Regions from separate parts of the Homo sapiens genome. Here all the other regions are linked to region 2. A link is a contact called in ENCODE Hi-C or POLR2A ChIA-PET data. All regions are on one chromosome and are shown on one strand. Each heading gives the region's core, a stretch centred on a gene start or an enhancer-like site at or near the end of the contact. The rest is flanking DNA. Distances are from core to core; before and after follow the strand shown.

Region 1 (4,558 bases), core at 1,117-3,616, 57 kb after region 2:
ATATCACTACCACCTAGCTGTGTAACCTGTAGTAACTTAGCCTATTTCTCAGGGCCTCAGTTTCCCTCAACACCAAATAAAGTGCTCCAAAATTTGGAGATGGTTTCAAAGCCATGTCAGAGTCCCTTACAACTGCCACAGAGTGTGATTATCTTTGTTGGTAAACTAAGTGTCAGGGAAACACTCAGGCTTTCTTCTCATTTATTTCAGACTTTCACGCCATTGGTGATTTACTGATCATTTCATCTCTTAACTAAGAGAATTAGATCAACATAATCCAGAGAATAAAAACTAGGCCAATCTTTACTAGAAAAGAAGATTCAGATTTCAGGGTAACACAGATGGAAGAACATGTGGCTTTTCTGCCAGGCCCAGTGGAAGTGTATTCAAGGTTTGTTCCCTCCAGGGATAGCCGGCATCACACCAACCTCACTCACAGTCCAGTGTTTACAGGCACTCGAAAACCTCCTAAGAGTGTATTTCATAAAAGCAGGGCCTGTCCAAATCCCCTGTAATGTCTCCAAAGTGAAAGGATAGAGTCAATAATCAGGACTGTATCTGTGTGTTGTAAATGCCCCAAACCTCTATTCCCTCTCTGAGTTCTCACAGGCACGTGTGCATGCACACACACACATAAACACAGCCATAAATATATACACTCCCATTTAATAGACTGGAGATTCAAATTACAGTTATAGTGTCATAAAACTATCTGTAGGGTGTGTGCAGAAGTCTAAGTGTGTGTGTGATGTGGGTTGGGGTGGCAAGCTTACAACCTTCCTCCTTCCCTTGAGGTTCGACATTCTCAAAACGTGAGATTCCTCTGGGACATTTAAATAAGCTGTATTCATAGGGGCGGCTACATAATTTGCAGACCCAGTGCAAAATGAAAACACGGGACCTCTTCTTCAAATCGTATTAATAACTTCAAAACAGCAACAGCAGAGCAGTAAACCAAGTGTAAGACCTTCTAAGTACAGAATCTGTGCATTTGGGCTGGTCACACACCCACAAAGCAAGCTGGGGTTTGAGGATAACACATAGAGAGAGTCTGGATTCGATTTTTGCAATATACACCATTTCTTTAGGAAAGTTCAAACTTTCCCTCTGAAGGCTCTAATCTAAGTCTGCTGAATGAATTGACAAGAAATTAACAGGAGAAAAGCCATAACAAAGCTATTCAATCATAGTTTTATGTGACATGGGAGCCCTCAAAATGAAGACCGCAAGTCCCAGATAAAAATAGATACCCCGGGTATCTGTTTTTACCCGGGCTTAAGTTTGATGAAGCATGGATAGCCAGGTAGAAATAGGGTTAGACAAAGAAGAGTCTGATCTAATAGCAAGAGACTGAGGCAGAAAACCCAGCACGGCCTGTCTGTTCAAATTTTTCTTAGCTTCTCTATGTAGCACGTCTTCCTCTCCAGTATGGGGCAGGACCTACAACCCACAAGGTAGGTCAGAGAATTTCTTTATGGCCATTTCTGAAAAGTGCTTGCAGAGGTTCCTGGCATCATGAAACCAGAGTGTCTTGGGAATCAGACTGGCTTGGGTTTGAATCCTGTGTAACCATGTACTAACAGAATTTCTCTGACACTTCCACTCACCATTTTGAACTTCAATTTCCCATCTATTAAATGGAGACAGGGCAACCCACTCTCCGAATTACAATTAATTAGAGGATTAAATGCAATAAGGCATAGAAAGCAAACAAAATTCGAGGTCAAAGCCCGGTACATAATAAATGTTCCAAATTGCCCTTCATTTTGGGCACAGATCTTGCAGATCAGTTCAAACAAAAACACACTATATATTAAAAGTGAGGCTATTGTAATTGAAGACCAAGAGAGATTCGGAAACCTGACAAATCGTTTTCAACCTGTCCGTTCTTTTGCCTCTAATGAGACTTCTCCTTTGGGTGGGAAGAGATGACCTTCTGAAAAGGCCCTCCGTCCGCGTCAGAATTTGGCGACTAAAGCATGCATGAGCTGGGAATGGTGACAAGTTGCAAAGGGAAAGGGGGAGGGTAGGCAGGGTAAGAAAGAAAACTTAGGGCTGGGGTGTGAAGGGTCTCTTGGTTTGTTTTCCTGGCTGGGACAGCGAACTTCTCCGCAGCCAAGTTTCTGGAGCGGGGCCGGCCGCTTCGCGGCTCCCATTGGTCCGGCCGCGGCTGTTGCTAGGCGGATGGACCAATGGCGCGCGAAGGGCGTCTGGGCTCCTCCTCTTCTGGGCCGCGGCTGGAGCCCGGGAAGCGGCGGCGTCCGCGCTTCTCCCGGCGGCTCTTTCTCTTCTTCTTTTTTTTTTTTTTTTTTAAGGCGGGGCGGGGCTGGGGGCGCGGCGTCGCGGAGCTCGGGCCGGTGGAAGGTTTACCTGCTAGGCTCGTCCCACCTGTGTGGAGCTCCCATCGCCCTCCAGCGTTGCGCAGCCTGAAGGGACAGGACGGACAAGCGGGTATTTTTTCCCCCTCACGCAAATGTGTATTTTGTGTTTTAATAATTTTATCAACTCGGTGAACTCTCGCGAGAGCACTCGCTGCGTGTCTTGCCTCTGTCGTCCTTCCCAGTCTCTAACCGGCCCCTGGGCCACCTCTCACAATTGAGCCCCCAGCCCTTGAACACACGCACACACGCACACACGCTGAGCTACCGCCAATGCTTGAGCCCCCAGCCCTTACACACACCCATACACGTGCACAAACACACACACACGCTGAACCAACTTCAACACTTGAGCCCCCAGCCCCTAGAGAGAGACACACACACACACGCTGATGCGGGAGCATTTAGCACAGTTTCCTTGCTGAAAAAGCAGGACCTCGGTTTAGAAAATGGAAATTGCCCAGGAGGAAAAGAGAGCTGAGATATATGCAGCCCCAGGTACTTAGGGTTAGTAATAATATTGTTAATAATACTATCGTTTCTGAGGGGTTTCTACCAGATACTGTGTTGAGTAGTTGCCATGCTTAATCCTATTTAGAGCTTGGTGTGCCCATGGGTAAACAGAGGCACTGAGCAGGGGAGGCAGAAGCAGGACTGGAAACTGTCTGTGTAACTTTGGAGCTCTTGGTTCTATCCACTTACTGGTGTGGTTGCATGGCTGTACAACTGCCCATGTGGTTATGGCCCCCATCTGGGGATAGGTCTCAGTAGAACCTACATCGCCAGGGCTATGCCAGCCTTATGCAGTCCTATGCATAACTACCAATTCTCAGAATGAGCATGTTTATCACCCTTGGCCCATCCTGCCCCATCACTGTATTTAACACTTGCATCTTAGGTGGATCTTCCTCAATAATCCTGGAATGAGTAGAAAAGACCCATGTTCTGTGTGTTTGGGGAACATCTTATCTTCATCCTGCAACACACATCCACCTCGGCAGCTTCCCCTCAACTAATGTGGGAACCACAACTCAGAGAGGAAAGTGACTGGATCAAGGCTACTCTGATCAAAGCTGGTCACTTCCCACATCTGTGAGACAGCAGAGCCAGTTCTCTGCTTGGTGAAGCAATTCCGTAAAAGCATTTCTCTAACAAGTGACTGCAGACTTCACGTGAACTCAGCTGCATACTGGAAGTCACTGTGATTCTAATTTTATGAAGAATTATCAAGTTGAGCATATTTAAAACTGTGTGGGGCTTTTTTTCTTATACAGTTTCCTTTTTTCTTTTTTTCAAGGTGCCTCCTTCTAATTCATCTTCACCATTGTGGTTGTCAATATGGCATGCAGAATTATCCCTCTTTCCAGGTGAGGACGCGGAGACATGGAGACACATGTAGCCCAGACACATAACAACACAGTAGGCAGGCCCAGTCTTGGAGCACAGATTCTTCCTCCCCCTCCCCACACCTTAGCTAGCTTCTTTGCTCTCCCTGAGTGCCTATGGCTTACAAGTTATCCATTTACAACAAAAGGTTGTTTATTCAGAATGTAGGGACTGGGAATACAGAAGCCAAAAAAAAAAAAATGAAGTGAGAAATGAAATCCCTTCTGTTTTGTTGTTTGGAAACTGCCTGGGAAGTGGCCTGCCAGCTAGGAACAGGGTTGGCTGGTGAAGAAGCCCCTGGCATGACATTTTTCTGCTTAGCAGATGCCTGTGTGCCACCCTCGCCCTTGCTCTGAGCCTGGCAGTCAAGGGAAACGTGTCTGTACTCACTGTGCTATTGTCTAAAAGGCTCAGCAGAAAGGCCCCAGCTAGCTTCCTTCTTCCCTTCGCAGCAGGAGAAGACCTAGGCATGCCCACCTCCTACCCTAACAGACAGCACCTAAGAGATGGTTCTTTTGATAACTTAAAGGAGATATTTTTGAACGTCAACACAAGACAGTATCGCCCAGCAAGGGAGAGGTTTTCGACTCCACCCATCCCCAGAGACTCACTTGGTCTCAGAGAGAGAGTACTGTCTCCTTTCCTTAAATCCCCCTAGCTTAAAAAGCCTAGCCAGAACCCTGCCTATAATCTTTCGCCGTAAAGTTTATCTTCTAACTTTTCTTTAAAACCTATGGAAAATAAAAATCGGGATTGGAGCAAAGCAGATTATTCTGTTTGCAGAGGCTGATATA
Region 2 (4,191 bases), core at 554-3,053:
CGTGCGATGTCTCCATTTAAATGTAGATTTTGACTTTACACTGGAGAGGTAGGTGAGAGCCTTTCCGCTGCAGAATTAACATCAAGGTGAAAATATAAGCTCAAAATAGATGCTATGTTTCCATAAGTAAAGCTGTGTAAGTCCAGTTTGAGTATTCTGAGCCATTTATTCGCAAGTTCCCTTGTACCCCATAGGGGAAAACATTGTACAAATCAGATCTATGTATTTATTGAGGCCATAACACAAAACTTTAGGTTAAGGAAATCAAATGCTGAAGGGTAGCCCAGAAACTGTTACAGACACTGATCCAGTTGCAGTGGGGGGCTCTACCCATGACCTTTGGAATTAATGATAAATAGGACTAAGAAGGTGTATTTAATAACTGTTCACATCTCTTTTCCTTCTTCAGGAGCCATTTGCACTATGAAGAGATGGAATACAAAATATATACTCTAAATAAAGCTTAACCAAGTGCAGAACATAAAGCATTTTGAATCATAGCCCCACCCACACACATTTTTTTAGATTAACTGCAGTAGATATCTATGAAATTCATTTTAAAGACAAAAAAGAAATAATATTTTACCCTCTGTCTTTTGCCCCATTTTATTGATAGGCCATTAAAGAGGGCAGCGAGAGAAGTTAAGTATCCATATTTATATCTAGATAACTTATACTGTGTTTCTTCTCAGCTATTCATGGACCAACCCTACTCCCAAATGACATGGATGTGGAGCTTTTAGCACCATCGAAATAACTCAATGAAAAAAGTACATAACTTTGTTGTGAGCTCTTCCAAAAACCTGCACCATTGAGCCTGTAAGTAAGTTGTCCTTATAGAAGCGTATCTTTTGATTGGGTTTATCAAAAACGTAGTGCCATGCTTCTCTTAATGACCCAAGTAGAACCCTAATCATTCCTTCGGGAAATGTTTCCTAGCCTAAATTATAATGTATATTAGTCCACTACCATGGTACAAACTATGTGGTCTAAAAACACTGTGTGTCCTCTGGACTCCAGTTTGCCCATTTGTAAGCTGAGAATAATAATAGTACTTATACCATGAGCTATTTGAAGAATAATGTCATTAAATGCAGGAAAAGGGTTGAGAACAGTGTCCGGTACAGATAAACACTCAATAAATATTGGAAATCCACTTACAAATACGCATGGATATGTGTAGATACAGAATTCTTTCTTGAAGACTTCAGGAGCCAGAGAGAAAGGAGTGGCTCTAACTAAAGTCAAGTATCATTTACTCTCCTGGAAATCTCGATTACAGGGGTGGAAAAGAACTTCCACAAACTGTAGGCTAGTGATAACTAAATGGTAGGAAAGTAAGGTCAAAAGCAGCAGACCCTGGCAGAAACAGGGGGGCAAGAAGTCAAAAAGATTTTAAAGAGGGCCCCCAGGTGCCTGACTTAGCTCACAGGCTCCGGGATCTTCGGATAAATTCAGGGCTAAGAAAATGAAGATGCCCTTACCACTTTGACAGCCTGACCAAGAATGCCATCCTTTGCACCTCATCTGGTCTAAATACTCAGTTTACAAATGCATGTTGCTCAGCATCATGTGTTATAGATGCTTTATGTTTATTCAAGAACTCAGTTTCCAGACATGCGGTTTACCGCAATAGACAGCTGTTGATACTCTGATCCCATGAGCATTATAATATGTTTTAAAATTGCGACACTTTTAAAACCAGATGTTCTACATAAATTGTACGCAGGGGGAGAAAAGAGAAAAAAAAGAAAGGGGAGAAGGAAAAGAGGACAGGCAGATCTGTCAGTTGGCAAAACACCGGAGCTCCTCAGGCTCACAGAAAATTCACAGCAAAACTAAAGTGAACCCCATAAAGCTTGTTCTGGGTTTTCTTCTGCAGAAAAGATTAAAGGAAAATTGTTTTAGCAGAAAGAAAGCTCCATCCTCAGGAAAGGCAAGCAAGGGAGCTGCAGCTAAGGGAAGGTAAGCCCCTGGCTCTGCTGTGGTTCTGAGGTTCTTGTCTCCAGCTGTTTTCCAGGATACGTGGGGTATGCACTGAGGACTTCACTGGTTCCTAATCTCTTCTGAGGTCCTACGGGTATTGCTCAATTTTACAGCCTCCACTTCTCTCCCAAGAGTTCCTTTTGGTTGGAACAGAGGCTTGTAGGGTGCAACATTGTAGGTATATGTTGTGAGGTCATGTGGTTAAGAGGAGGGCCTCTTCCTTAGACTACCTGGGCTCAAATCCTGACTCCACCACTTAGTGAGCTCCCATGGCTATATTACTTCATGTAAGTCTCGGTTGTCTCCCTCTGTAAAATGGGACCATGATGTCACCTCCCTAATAAGGAAGCAGAAGCATTTAGCATAGTGCTTGATGAACTGTAAACATCATATATTCTAGATACTTTATATGTAAGACCTTTTTACCAATTCAAACTACTTAAGACTGAGTTGCTTTGAGAGGAATTTGGCATCTTTACTTCTCCCCTGGAATAATTGTATAATTTTGGGTGTCCTCAAGTCAGTCCTGGAAATCACGAGTCCACCCAATTGGAAATGACCAGTTTGGAGAGAAGCGGAGTGGTAGCATGCAGTCACGGAAAGGCGGCACCATCAGACAGATCTGGGTCCTCACCCAGGATCTGCACTTTGCAAGCTGTGTGGCCTTTTCCAACAGCCTCAGCTGGCCAGGCCCTGACTTTCCACCTGAATTCTTAGGAATACATTTCAATCTCAGAGAAGGTGTGAAATTAAGAGGAGCCAATTCAGGTTAAGTATCTCGCATACAGTAGACACTCAATCACTTTTATTTCTCTTATTCCATCATCTACATGGCTCCTGAAAATACTTTTTTGTATATTTATCAAATAGCTTCTGCCCAAGTACAGAATTTATCAAATTATATTTCTATTTGCTCATATACCTCCTCTGCAAAAATAAATAAATAAAATAAAGAAATGCAAACAAAAATAATAACAAAGCAACAGCATCCGAACAAAATAAAACAAAAGTTTTAATAGATATACACTGACCCCTGCTTACCTCTCCAGTCCAATCTCATGATTCCACCCCATCCCGACCTCCTACCCAGCCACCCTGAAACCAGCCACCTCCTTCAAAACATCTCCATCTCCGTCACCCTTGGCCTTTGCATTTCCTGTCAGATTTTGGCCTCATACCCTTTTCACTGTTCATATCTCAGCTTAGACTTCAGTTCTAGAAAGCTTTCTCCAATATTTGCCTCATTTCTTTGTGTTCCCTTGATACTTAATTCTTACCCTCATCCCAGCTAAGAGTTCACTGTATTATCTTTTCCCGTTTAATTGTCTCTGTTATTGTACTATAAAACATTTGAACGAGGGGGTGGTGTCCTGTTCACCATGTTACCTTAGCATCCAGCACAATTCTGTTCCTAGAGAATTGAATAAATACTTGGTGAAGGTATAAATACATAAGCGCATGGATTGAAGTTTGGATGGATGGGTGGGTGGGTTAGTGGGTAAATTAATGACAAGGGAGGGGATGAATGGATAGATGGATAACTGGATAGATGAGTGGATAGATGGATGGATGAATGGATTGATGGATGAATGGGTGGGTGGATAGATGAATGGATGAGCAGATGGATGAATGGATGGACAGATGGGTAGATGGATGGATGAATGGATGGATTGATGGATGGTTGGATGAATGGGAGGATAGACGGATGGATGAGCAGATGGATGAATGGATGCACAGATGGGTAAATGGATGGATGAATGGATGCATTGATGGATGGATGAGAGGATGAATGAATGGATAGATAGATGGGTAGATGTATGGATGAATGGATGGGTCAATAGATGAGTAGATGGATGAATGCATGCATGGATGGATGGATGGGTGGATGGATGGATAAATGAGTGAGTGGATGGATGAGTGGAAGGATAGATGGGTGGGTGGATGGATGAATGGATGGATAGATAGATGACTAGATGAATGCATGGATGGTAGATGGATGGATAGTAGGTGAATGAATGGATGGGTGCATGCATGTATGGGTAGATCGATGAATGGATGGGTAGATGGGTATGTGGATGCATGAATTAATCACTTAGGACTGGAAAAGTGGGCATCTGACGTCAGCTACATTTTCTGTAGTTTAGTTGTAATGTCTGCCAGCTGAATGTGGCCAGGAAATCAACAGTGATAGTGAATTGACTATGT
Region 3 (4,033 bases), core at 1,472-3,971, 58 kb before region 2:
CTGTGACAAACATCAAGGGCTATTTAAAGACCACATGTGGTTTGATACCTTTGCTTTGGCCTCATCACCATCTGGGACCCCAGAGAAGGGTATATATTAAATAGATTAAGTCTTCCCTGGTGGTCAATGTTGGGTTTGAACTCATAAAAAAGAGACCTCAGAGTCAGGCCCATGAACCACATTCGACCCTGCTGACCACCTGGTCTGGGGATATGAACGGCAAGCTTTGAAGAACAGAGGATGCTAAAAGCTTTCATGTGGTCTCTTCTATCTGCTCCCATCTGGGAAGCCACAATGTAAACCAGCCAGGTGCCTGGAATACTCTAGTCAAAATACGCAGAGACATAGGGGTGCTGAGAGATGAATGGAACAACTTGAGAGACAGTCCAAACATGAGCCGGGGCACATGCATGACTCACACACATGGCTGGCATGTGAATGTGCCTCTGAGTGTGATCTGGAAGGCATATGAGTTGGGGATCTGTTTGTGAGTTCATATTGGCCATACACGTATGGTTTTGAGTTTGTTTGCTTGTTTACCTTTCAGTTTTATTTATTTATTCAACAAATAGCTATTGGCAGACAGCAGTACAAAGCAGAGCAAAATAAACAAGGCTCAGTCCTCCAAAGCTTAGAGTCAAGTAATGGGCAAGTGAGGGAATCAGATAATTCTAATTCAGTGTGGTGGCAGCATAAAGCATTTAGCTGCAAATGAATTTTCCAGTGTGAGTGCTCATGTCCATCTGAGTGCATGTAAGAGTGCATAACTCTGTGTTATGGTGCATTTGGAAAATAACAGAAGTTTACCAAGTGGTTCCAGCAACTTTTGGCCATTGGAACACTCTATGGTGATGCTAGGTTCATAAATGGAGCCTCAGAGATGTGTGTGAGAGGTGGGAGGCAGAGGTATGAACGGGATCCTGAAATCCAAAATTTCTGGCCACAGTTACTCCACCCCCATCTCTTCCCATGGATAAATTGACATAGACTGTGGATTTCACTTTCAGAATAGAGGGAACAGCATGATTGTTGCTGGAAATAATATTGTGGTCTATAAAGAGATCTAGTGTGGTGTGTGTGTATGTGTGTGTGTGTGTGTGTGTGTGTTTCATGTCTTCAAATGACTTTCTGGATCAAAAGATGATTGAAACCCTTTGAAAACCTAAGAATATAAGGTTTCTGCAGTCAGTTGCCTGCTAGACTGATGTACCTTATTCTGATTTGGGTTAAGTAAATCATGTGCAAAAAGAAGAAAAAAGAAGAAGGGAAGAGTAATGCACATTTATTTCATGCCAACTGCTCTTAGGCATCGATTTGAGCAATTTGGCGTGTGTTGTCTCTTAAACCTAAAAGCCTTCCCAAGGGGGGTGTTATGACATCCTTTTGTAGATGAAGAAGCTGAGGACCAGGTGGAGTATCTAAAGTCACATGCATTTTTATTTCTGGCTTTTTTCTTCTCTCCACCATTGACTAGGCCCTCATCACCTGGATTCTTGTCATAATCTCTGAAGTTGAGACACTTTCTCAATTGGAGCCCCTTATTTGAACCACTGAATACAGAACATGATTTGAATGATGATTTTTCCCAATGCTTCTAAGGATGGGACATAACTAGAACCATTCTCAATGCAGACAAGAGAAATTCATCCAATAATTAGAAATCTTCTAGAATTCTAGATGCAGAAGACTGAATTTTGTTCATTGCATGCAATGGATGCCTTGGAGCTAATACTCTTCTCTTATAAAACTCCAGCTCTTCCAGAGGCTTCTAGAATGAGGTTCCTGAGAACTGCTGGATACAAGCCTATTCCCTTCTGAAAAGTCTCCTTTTGACTTTCATTTGCTTCCCTTGGTTATGTGGGTCTCTTGCTAAAGCCTCCACTTTAGAGACACCTTCCTAAAGTACATCTTCTATTCCCATTAGTCTCTGAATCCTAGTTATTTCCTCCCCAGTAATTATTACAAACATTACTTACGGTGTTTATTTGTTTGCTTATTTGTAATCGATTTCCTCTTATTGGTAGGTAAACTCCACAAAGGGCAGAGGCTTGTCTTTCTTGTTTACCACTGAATCGCCAGCATTTACATCATGAGTGGATAGTACATTCTCAGTAAATTTCAGTGGGGTTAACTAAGTATCAATTAATCATAGGATTTATCAAGTCCCAGTAAGAACTATGCATATATAAAATAAAATAGTTATGTGTAACCCTCCTCCTACACACACACAAACACACACACACACACACACAGAGACACACACACCAGAAACATCCGTGTCTTGGTTTTTGTCTCCTTTTCATTAACTTCCTGAACTTAGCATGCCATGAAACTGGTCTTCCCAACAAGCAGGATCATTAAATATTCAGCCCAGTTTATCTTTGCCTGCTCAGATTACATTAGCCGAAGGCCTCAGCACAGTCTTTTGGGAAGAACAGGGATCTCATGGATGAATGGCAGGAAGCCCACTGCTCGGGGCAGGAAGTGATGGAGAAGGACGGGGCTGAAAATGAAACAGGCCCCCCTCAAGCCACTTAAAGAATGATGGGCGCATCTCCTAGATGTCGACAACATCTGCTTGACTCAGAGTTGGTCACAGTCACTCTGTGTCTTCAGCAGGAGGAGCCCACTGGCAGTTTTCGGAACAGCACACACTAGCAGTTATGCAGGGAACAGACTGCTGGGACAGAGTGAATTTCCAGGTAGCGGGCCTGCCCGGACCTGCACTCCCACCCTGCATTCAGGCACGCATGTGTAGCAGTCCTGTTGTGGTGAAACTGGAATGTTCTGAGCCTTGTGAAACCAGAGAGGTTTTCTATGGGCCTTCATCATGCAGCAATTCCATTTCATTTTTATTTGTCAAATTTTGATTTTGCTCTGATTTCAGTCAGTGCTAAAATGAATATTAGCACACTCCTTTGTGAATACCTAAAAAAGTAGACTGTCTGTAGAAGGTATATATTTATTCATGCACAACACACATATATCTCTATATTGCCTCTTCCAGTGAAGCTATAGTGATATCCTAATAATAGCTAATGTTTCTGAAAACTGTGGCTGATACCATGCAAAGTGGTTTATGGAGTAGGATAGCTAGATTTAGCAAACAAGAATAAAGGACACCAAGTAGGTATAAGTAGTATGTCCTAAATACTTCATGGGGCATATTTATATAAGCTAAACAATTTTGAGGGTTTTTTTAGTCTGCAATTCATATTTATGGTGGAATTTTCTACTTTATCTGGTGATCTTACTTATGGGTGTGTCAGTTTCCTAAGCCTGCTATAAAAAAAATTACCACAAACTGAGAGGCTTCATACAACCACCCAGAAAAAAATGTATTCTCTACAGTTCTGGAGAATACAAGTCTGAAATCAACGTGTCAGCAGGGCCATGCACCCTCCGAGAGTCCATAGCATCCTTCTTTGTCTCCTCCTAGCTCCTGATGGTAGCCGGCAATCTTGAGTGTCCTGTACCTTGCAGTGGCTTCGCTCCAATCGCTATCTCCATCATTACATGGTGTTCTCACTGTGTGTCTGTCTCTGATTCTCTTCTCCTCTTGCAATAAGGGCATCATTCATATTGGATGAAGGGTCCACCCAGTCTCAGTTTGACCTCATCTTGACAAATTATATCTGCATCAAACCCTATTTTCAAATAAGGTCTTTAACTCTGAGATACTAGGGATTAGGACTTCACCGAATCTTTTCAGGTGACACAATTTATCCCACAGCATATTGGTTATCTCGTTTTATTTTCCTTCACAGGATAACTTGATTCGGTTCACTATGAGAAAACTAAGTCCAACATGTTGTAAATAACTTGTCCAAGGCTGCACCGCTGTAAGAGAGAATCGCGAGATTGCAACCCAGGCAGGACAGTCAAGGAGCCTGCACTGGTGCTCCTGATGCTACACAGTCCCTAGATACGTGAAAACTATTCAACTCAAGGCATAAAAACTCAGGGCCGTGGTCTCTGCTTAGAACAATCTCCATGGGGCATGGCCATGGGCCAGTCCTGACCGTCTTTGGCT

The links. A loop is a pair of places that touch in the nucleus more often than their neighbours do. ChIA-PET counts read pairs that join two places held with the same protein, here RNA polymerase II (POLR2A). Pooled maps may share reads with other maps.
Region 1: a pooled map shows a loop between it and region 2 (7-fold over the local background). The contact joins the promoter of MAFTRR here to the promoter of LINC01228 in region 2. A Hi-C loop is called at or near these places in 2 of 168 maps with a recorded cell type or tissue (CD8-positive, alpha-beta T cell and heart right ventricle) and 1 of 50 pooled maps.
Region 3: a loop to region 2 is called in a map of endothelial cell of hepatic sinusoid, with 4 times the contacts of the local background. The contact joins the enhancer-like site here to the promoter of LINC01228 in region 2. A Hi-C loop is called at or near these places in 1 of 168 maps with a recorded cell type or tissue (endothelial cell of hepatic sinusoid). POLR2A ChIA-PET finds 5 or more read pairs at or near these places in 1 of 52 experiments (K562).

The regions. Positions count from the first base shown.
Region 1 is chr16:79,768,340-79,772,897 of GRCh38, reverse strand. It overlaps MAFTRR (MAF transcriptional regulator RNA), which reads left to right and starts at 2,366. Exons shown (of 6, transcript NR_104663.1): 1 at 2,366-2,451; 2 at 3,676-3,745. It overlaps LINC01229 (long intergenic non-protein coding RNA 1229), which reads right to left and starts at 2,427. Exons shown (of 4, transcript NR_104660.1): 1 at 2,371-2,427. RefSeq lists silencers at 2,107-2,156, 2,081-2,279 and an enhancer at 2,277-2,326.
Region 2 is chr16:79,824,762-79,828,952 of GRCh38, reverse strand. It overlaps LINC01228 (long intergenic non-protein coding RNA 1228), which reads left to right and starts at 1,803. Exons shown (of 2, transcript NR_170199.1): 1 at 1,803-1,965.
Region 3 is chr16:79,884,164-79,888,196 of GRCh38, reverse strand. No RefSeq gene overlaps it. Among named protein-coding and RNA genes, the nearest start is that of LINC01228, 59 kb to the right of the region's middle. Within about 2 kb of position 2,721, at least 2 of the 41 ENCODE cell types and tissues checked have a DNase peak (open chromatin) inside an H3K27ac peak, as active enhancers do.